Linked DNA regions of Homo sapiens: region 2 is linked to region 1. A link is an interaction called in ENCODE POLR2A ChIA-PET data of the cell type or tissue named here. Cell type or tissue: GM12878. All regions are shown on one strand. Links, peaks and the distances in the headings refer to the core of each region. The heading gives the core; the rest is flanking DNA.

Region 1 (4,398 bases), core at 101-4,100:
AGATAACATGTGGTAAAAGACAGCTGACCACTGGCTGGCTGCGGTGGCTCATGCCTGTACTCCCAGCACTTTGGGAGGCTGAGGCAGGCAGATCACTTGAGGTCAGGAGTTCGAGACCAGCCTGTCAACATAGTGAAACCCTGTCTCTACTAAAAATACAAAAATTAGCTGGGCATGGTGCTATGCTCCTGTAATCTGAGCTACACGAGAGGCTGAGACAGAAGAATCACTTGTTACCTGGAGGTGGAGGTTGCAGTGAGCCGAGATTGCACCACTGCACTCCACCCTGGGTGACAGAGTGAGACTCCATCTCAAAACAAAACAAAACAAAACAAAAAAAAACCAAACGAAAACAAAACCAAACAAAACTGACCACTACATTTAGCTGCGTGGAGGGAACTGTTAAGTTTTGTTGAAGTGACGGAGACAAAAACCTAAATGGAGTGGGAGAGAAATTGGAGACAGAAAGAACCCTTCAGAGGTCTGTTGTAAAAGGATGCAAAGAAACAGGGAACTAGAAGGGATTGTGGGGTCCAAAGGAGAAATACCAGCACGTTTGTATGTTGTCAATAATGTTTCAGTAGAAAGGTAAAAATTGAGACAAGAGAGAAGAAAGTGTAGCTGGCTAGTCCAACATCCTAGAATAGCCAAGAAGGGATGGGACATAGTGCAAAACTAGGCTGCCCAAAGCAGAGTTCTCACAGTGGCTTGCAAAATTCAGCAGGCATCAGAGTCACCTGGAGGGCTTGCTGAAGCACAGATGGTTGGACCCCATCTCCAGAGTTTCTGACACAAAAGGTCTGCAGTGGAACTCCAAGAATTTGCGTTTCTAGCAAGTTCCCGGATGATTCTATTGCTGCTGGTCCAGAAACCTCATTTTGAGAACCACTGCTCTGTATCAAAAGGAGGGAAGACAGAAAAGATGAGTATATACATTAGTACAAATGCTGAACACCTGGGTTATCAAAAAAAAAAAAAAAAAAGGGAATGTGGTGTTTAGTAGCCAGGAGGTCTCTAGTTGCATTAGACCTTGCCATCGTTTGGTGAGGGAGGTAGTATTATCTTGTTTTACAGAAACTTAACCAAGTTTACCTGCTAGTTGGTGGGAGAAATGGAATTCAAACCTGTATCTCCAGATTTCAGTTCCATTGCTGCTTTGTAGTATGAACATCTGCTAGCGATAGTGTAATTTAGTATGTGGTGATCCTACTAGCATTTCCCCTCCTCATTCCTTTCTCCCATGCGTGGTTAACTTAGTCATCTGACAACACATGATTGAGTGTGCTCACTAACCAGACAAGCCTCTCAGTCCAGGCAGATTATAGATCTGAGGCAGGAGAGTAAAGTTGAACAGGGAATAGGTTTATGTGGAATTTTTTTTGTCTCCCTGTTTCACTATACAATTTTGGAAGAAGGGTTTGTGCAAAAAACACAGGTTGCTAGTCATGAAACACATTCTGTTCACCACTAATTAATTTGGGTAGTATCTCTGCTTCACTTTTCTTCAGTGTAATGGTATCTCTGACATGCTAGGGAGCTTAGGAAAATGGTTCTAGCATTATATAAATGACAGGTATTGCTATTAGCAATGACTCAAGATTCTCATGTTTTTTGGTATTCTACATGTCATCCATTCTTTCTATTATACTGGAGTACTTTTGTTTTATGTAAAACTGTTGTATAAATGTCATTTTAAAGTCTCTGCTGTCAAATTTTGTTGTTATTCTAAGACAGCAGCTGTGGATGTGGCTTAAAAACTGATGAGTTTCTACAATGATGAGCCTTTATGGAGCAATGAAAGGCTGCTTGTAAATTGTAGCCACACTTGCAATGAATTCTGTGTTTGTTATTGTGAATCCCTAAGGGTGACTGTTTTTTCAGCAGGGCGAGTTAGGACGGCACAAACTGAGAGTTTCTGTTCTGGTAATCTTTACTTCTTATGACTTTAAGGAATTTGGAATATTTTTGCTTGACTGTTGTAATGAATCTCTAAACATATTATTTGGATATGTGGGCAGATAAATTGTAAGATATGTTATAGACGTGGTTTCTGTCATCAAATATTTTTGCTCACAGTAGCTACTGTGTGTAATAGCATTTATAGATGATGCTTTACCTCTAGTTACTGCCTAAAGATATAAATATTGGGTTATTTGAAGCTACATATTTCCAGCTTATACATATGAATAGTTTAAGGCATAGTGTATGTACCCACTTTTATTTCAGAAAAATACAGGTTGTTTGTTTGTTTATTGTTTTTTTTTTGAGATAGAATCTCGCGCTGTTGCCTAGGCTGGAGTGCAGTGGTGTGATCTCAGCTCACTGCAACTGCCACCTCCTGGGTTCAAACGATTCTTGTGCCTCAGCCTCCTGAGTACCTGGGATTACAGGTGTGTGTCACCATGCCTGGCTAATTTTTTTGTACTTCTTTCTTTCTTCTTTTTTTTTTTTTTTTTTTTTTTTTTTTGTGACGGAGGTTTGCTCTTCTTGCCCAGACTGGAGTGCAATAGTGTGGTCTCGGCTCACTGCAACCTCCACCTCCTGGGCTCAAGTGATTCTGCTGCCTCAGCCTCCCAGCTAGGTGGGATTACAGGCGCCCGCCACCACACTCGGCTAATTTTTGTATTTTTAGTAGGGAGAGGGTTTCACCATGTTGGCCAGGCTGGTCTTGAATTCCTGGCCTCAAGTGATCCACCTGCCTTGGCCTCCCAAAGTGCTGGGATTACAGGCCTGAGCCACTGCCCCCAGCCTGTACTTCTTTTTAGTAGAGATGGCATTTTGCCATGTTGGCCAGGCTGATCTTGAACTCCTGGCATCAAGTGATCCGCCAACCTCAGCTCCCAAAGTGCTGGGATTACAGGTGTGAACCACCACACCTAGCTAGGAATATGGTTTTAATATGTTATTGAGACATATAGCTAACTATAATTATTTTTTATTTTTTATTTTTTTGAGACAGAGTCTGGCTCTGTCACCCAGGCTGGAGTGCAGTGGCGTGATTTCGGCTCACTGCAAGCTCTGCCTCCCGGGTTCACGCCATTCTCCTGCGTCAGCCTCCGGAGTAGCTGGGACTACAGGCGCCTGCCATCACGCCCGGCTAATTTTTTTGTATTTTTAGTAGAGACGGGGTTTCACCATGTTGGCCAGGATGGTCTGGATCTCCTGACCTCGTGATCCCCCCGCCTCAGCCTCCCAAAGTGCTGGGATTACAGGCGTGAGCCACCGCGCCCGGCTGCTAACTATAATTATTAAAAGTAGTTTTACTCAGAAAGACATCACCTGGAGCTGACCTACAAATAATAAGGGAGATGTGGTAATTTTTTAATCAAAATATACCTAGAAGATAAATTTCTCAAAATAATCCTAGAAATGACTTTTAAAGCAGAAGAGAAAAAAGGAAGGGTGGAATAGCAACAATGGAAACAAATGAGGAATCCTGCTCCCCACCCCACCTCAAAGCCCACTGTATATGTGGGGTTATGGTCAGTATTTCTGGTGTTAGAGTGTATATTTGCAAATCTCTGAACTGTTTATATGTATGAATCTCATCATAATAGATTCACATTCTTCTTAAAGGCAATGCTTAACATGTTTCCTGATCATAAGATGTTCATATTGAAGATTTTAAAAAAATACAGGTTGAATGTGCTGCTTAAAATGAGCTGCTGCTTTATTTTTAAACATTTAAAAAATTTTGTTAAATTTAGTCTCGTTCTTCCTACAAAAGAGCTTAAACTTTGACAGTAACAGCTGTTCTTTTGTGTGGGACATGTTTTCATGAGGATTTTTGTGCACATTAAAAATAACCATTTTTGTGAATCGTAGTTATTATTCATAGTCACTTTATAAGAGATATAAAGGTTTTCCAGTGAGTTACTTCTGATTCATAACCAAATTATAGCAGAGCAGATGTAGACTACCAGTGGAATAATTAGCCAAAAAATATTAGGGGGCTAGAGATCTCTTTGTGTAACATTTAACTTTAATTTCTTGGACAGCTTATATGAATAATTAAAGTGTTGAGGCAGTTAAAATTTATTTTCCTCTCTTGGGATTTCCCAGTTGTCATAGATAGCTGTAGTCACTAGGGAAGTAGAAATATTATTTCCAGCAAACAGATGGCTTTCCTCGTATTGGTCCCCAAAAGCGCCTACTGAGGTTTGTGTTTCTGTTGGATGATTTCCTAATCACACCAACTCAGTATACTTTTGAAAGATCACACCTGGTAACAGAATATGATGTAAATATTAATATGACTTAGTGAACTTGAGAGCATCCAAAATTGTAAGTTTATATAGTTCCTACATCCCTGGGGAGAGTAGTCTGTCCAATGAGAGGAATCGCCTGGTAGCTAGTACTTTACTTTTCTTATCACAAGTCCCCTTTCTGCCTCAGTTG
Region 2 (4,398 bases), core at 306-4,305, 85 kb before region 1:
AGGCAGGACAATGGCGTGAACCCGGGAGGCAGAGCTTGCAGTGAGCCGAGATCGTGCCACTGCACTCCAGCCTGGGCAACAGAGCAAGACTCCGTCTCAAAAAAAAAAAAAAAAAGAAAAGAAAAAAGAAAATCACCTAAGTTCTAGTCCTGGCTTGGATTTTGAGAAATGGAGAAACCTCTGGCAAGTACTGAATCCCTTTGGGCCTCAAGTATTCCTTATGAATAACCAATAAGCTGGACTAGATGATCTTTAAGGGTACTTCTTGTTTTCTATTTCCATGGTTCATACTTAAGCATTATTTTTCCCTTCCTTTTCATTTCCTCTCCCCTCTCCCTTTCTCACTTAGCAGCTCTCTCCTGGATTCATGAATAGTTTTAAACCAGTTGGAGATATTTTATGCATAAACATAGAACTCTCAAAGATATATGGTCTCTAGACACTAAACTGTCATCACAACCACATGTTATAGTGTTTATTTTCCCTTGCCTAGCCAACCCCATCGAAACACACCCTCCTCTGCCAAGCCACAGCCCCACCCTGCCTTTGGAAATAGAAATGGAATAGGAGAATCTCTGGCTTCTGGAAAAAAAAAAAAAAAGATTTTTGACTAGCATGATGTTTCTGGAGAAATCAGGATACAACTGACAGGATTGATGAAAACTTTATAAGGTTTCTTCACATAATAAAGCCCATGGAGATAATAGGAGATAGTGATATCAAATTGTACATACTGTCAGAGACAATTTTTAAATGACTATTTCTAGTCCATACCTAACTAAAGTGCCTATCCTTGTAAATGTTTAACTTTTAGCCATTTAGTTTATAATATTCCAGAAATCTACATTAAAAATAATATAAGAATGATCAGATAGCAATGTTACACTTGAACTTACATCATCCCTTATTTCAGAACCTGTGAAAAATGGTCTTAAGAAATAAAACAGGAAATTTCTTCCATAGCTAGAAGAATTGAAATCAGTATCAGTTGTAAGGACGTAAGGACAAATTTTAATTTGATTTTAAATGCACACTTACAAATCGAGTTTGCAAAGTTTAAAACCACATGAAGACTTACAATCACCGTATTTATGAGCTGGAAGAACATTGAGAACTTCATTTAACAATGAAGCGAAACTCAGAAAGATCAGATGACCAGGCGAAGGTCACATTAGTGCTGGAGCTTAGAACTAAACCTCTGGTCTCCTGGTTGATGGTTCCATGCTTTTCTCATCACTCTATGCGTTTATGAGACCCTGTAATTACCTGCAGCTTTCAATCATATGTGCCAACCCAGTCATGTGGTAGACTGGAATACAAAACGATCAGTCCATTAACTGAGACACTGCTTCAGGAATCATAGTATTCATTGTTACGTTGTTGTTGTAGTAATTGCTAGTATTTGTTGAGTATATGTATCAGGTACTATACTATATGTATTACTTGCATCAACCTATTTAATACCCACACTAGTCTGATGGGGTAGGTAATAATAACAATCATGATTGCTATCACATATTATTTTGTTACAGGCACTTCTCCAAGCCTATTATATCTAGCAAGTTATTGAATCCTCAGAACTATCCTATAAAGTACTATTATTCCCATTTTACTGGCGAAGAAACAGTCATAAACAGGTGGAGTCGCCGGGCACGGCGGCTCATGCCTGTAATCCCAGCACTTTGGGAGGCCAGGGCAGGTGGATCACCGGAAGTTGGAAGTTTGAGACAAGCCTGACCAACATGGAGAAACCCCATCTCTATTAAAAATACAAAATTTGCCGGGTGTGGTGGTGCATGCCTGTAATCCCAGCTATTCGGGAGGCTGAGGCAGGAGAATCACTTGAACCTGGGAGGTGGAGCTTGCAGTGAGCCAAGACTGTGCCATAGCACTCCAGCCTGGGTAACAAGAGTGAAACTCTGTCTCAAAAAAAGAGAAGTGGAGTCATGCCCTTAAACCAAGACATATGCTGCCCCTCTATGCTACATCACCTACTCATTTGTCTCTTCTTTTCCATCACCAAAATGTTAAAAGAAATAAGCAGCTAACTTAGTTATCTTCTCCCTGCATCCCCTGCCTTCTTGATACTAGTTGGCATAGAGATATTTAAAGACAGAGGAACCAAAAAGAAGAGAAAATGGTCCTGGGGCCATCTGTAACCCAAATAACCTGGGCAACCAAGATTTGATGATGATATCAGCAGTGGTTGAACTTCACCAGGTTATGGCTATGACCCATGAAAGTGTGTGTTTCTGCACATGGTGGCTCGGTATGAGAACATAATCTGTAAATTACTATGTGAGTTAGATTATTTCTGCAGAAAGAGGCAGACACAGGCTCACATTATGTCAGATAGTCGGGAAATGTGTTGTAAGAATACCAGGGGAAGTGAGAAAGCACAGAAAATGGTCTCAGTGGCTGCACAGCCAAGCCTCATAGAGCATCATTCATTTTGCTTCAGATGGCAATAGAAGCTGTAGTCATTCCACAGTGGTCCATGGTTATGATTTGGCATCTCTGCTTATTTCCTGTCTCTCAACTTGCTCACTACCAATTGACTTTTTTCTATTCTCTTCTCCTACCTGTCTCTCCTGCCTCTGTTCTGAATCTCTCTTCTTCACCTCTGTATTTTCCACTATGTATTTTCTGTAGGGCTCACAATCAAACCTCCATTAATAAAATAGGATCTGTTTGGGTGCGTGAATAGATGTACTGGTGCATCTAGTACATTGTGCAGAGCTCTCATCAGTCCATCTCAAAGTTTACAGATGGCTGCCTTTTCCACTCCCCATTCCCCTGGGGGAAGCAGGGAACACCTCTGGGTTCATTAGCTGTGGCCATGATGGTAGGATCATATACAAAGGGACTTCAAAAAGTTCATAGAAAAGTGCAATTAAAAGATAAAAACAAAATAAAAACTTTACCTTTCAACATAAGCTTCATCAAATTCAAGACACCTTTGTAAGTGTAATACTAGTCGTTTAGTCCATTCCTAAAGAACTGAGGGTTTCGGGAATTTAACCCTATCGATGCAGTCTTTTTTAGATTATTAACTGAAAAATATCTGTGCCCTTTAAACATTTTTTTATTATTTATTTATTTATTTATTTATTTATTTTGAGACAGAGTCTTGCTCTGTTGCCGGGCTGGAGTGCAGTGGTGCGATCTTGGCTCACTGCAACCTCTGCCTCCTGGGTTCAAGCGATTCTCCTGTCTCAGCCTCCTGAGTAGCTGGGACTACAGATGTGTGCCACCATACCCGGCTAATTGTTTGTATTTCAGTAGAGATGGGGTTTCACCATGTTGGCCAGGATAGTCTCAACCTCCTGACCTCGTGATCCACCCCCCTCAGACTCCCAAAGTGCTGGGATTACAGGCGTGAGCCACCATGCCCGGCCTAAACATTTTTTTAAGATTAGGAAACAAAAAAAAGTCAGAAGGAGTCAAAGCAGGACTTTAAGGTGGATGCCTAGTGATTTCCCCTCAAAACTCTTGCAAAATTTCCTTCATTTGATGACAGGAATGTGTAGAAGCATGATGTATTGGAGAAGGACTCTCTGATGAAGCTTTCCTGGGCATTTTTTCATTAAAGCTTTGGCTAACTTTCTCAAAACACTCTCATAATAAGCAGATGTTATTATTCCTTGGCCCTCCAAAAAGTCAACAAGAAAAAATGGCTTGAGTATCCCAAAAAACTGTCACCATGACCTTTGCTCTTGATTAGTCTGCTTTTACTTTGACTGGACCACTTCCATCTCTTGGTAGCCATTGCTTTGATTGTGCTTTGTCTTCAGGATTGTACTGGGAAAGCCATGTTTCAACTCCTACAGCAATTCTTCAAAGAAATGCTGCGGGATCTCAATCCCACTTTTTAAAATTCCACTGAAAGCTCTGCTGTTGTCTATAGTCAATCCAGGTGCACCAGTTGTGCCACTCAGACAGTGGAAATTTGCTTAACCTCAATTTTGTAGTCAGAATTGTGTAAGTTGAACCAGTTGAGAGGTCTATGGTGTTGGCTATTGTCTCTGCTGTTAACCATTGGTCCTCTTCAGTTAGAGCACAAACAAGATGAATTTTTTCCTTGAAAATTTATGTGGAGGATCTGCCACTGCAGATTTCATCTTCAGTATTATCTTAATTCCTTCTTGAAATGAGTTATTCATTTGTAAACTGCTGATTTACTTGGGGCATTATCCCCACAAACTTTTCATGAAGCATCTGTGATTTCACCATTCTTCTACCATAAGTTTGATCTTTATTCTTGCTTCAATCTTAGCAGAATTTCATGTCATGATAGGGGCCCTTTTCAAACTAATATATTATGCTTCTTACTGCCTCAAACTAGATCTTGTTCAGACATATTATAGCAAGTTAGTACAAGTTAATTTTGGAGCAAAA

The links. Peaks named below come from ENCODE experiments on the same cell type or tissue, not always from the same donor. Only the 100,000 strongest peaks of a DNase experiment are listed, where the experiment ranks them.
Region 2: POLR2A ChIA-PET joins it to region 1 with 7 read pairs; 3 of 35 experiments call an interaction of 5 or more read pairs at or near these places.

What each region holds. Positions count from the first base shown.
Region 1 is chr4:26,341,301-26,345,698 of GRCh38, forward strand. All of the region lies in intron 1 of RBPJ (recombination signal binding protein for immunoglobulin kappa J region), which reads left to right. Among named protein-coding and RNA genes, the nearest start is that of RBPJ, 22 kb to the left of the region's middle. In GM12878, for the core only: no CTCF peak of the experiment used is centred there; no DNase peak of the experiment used is centred there; H3K27ac peaks cover 18 bases.
Region 2 is chr4:26,255,704-26,260,101 of GRCh38, forward strand. The region is part of intron 1 of LOC124900690 (a long non-coding RNA gene); the gene reads right to left. It also overlaps a transcript of RBPJ not described here. Among named protein-coding and RNA genes, the nearest start is that of RBPJ, 63 kb to the right of the region's middle. In GM12878, for the core only: no CTCF peak of the experiment used is centred there; a DNase peak (open chromatin) is centred at 2,388.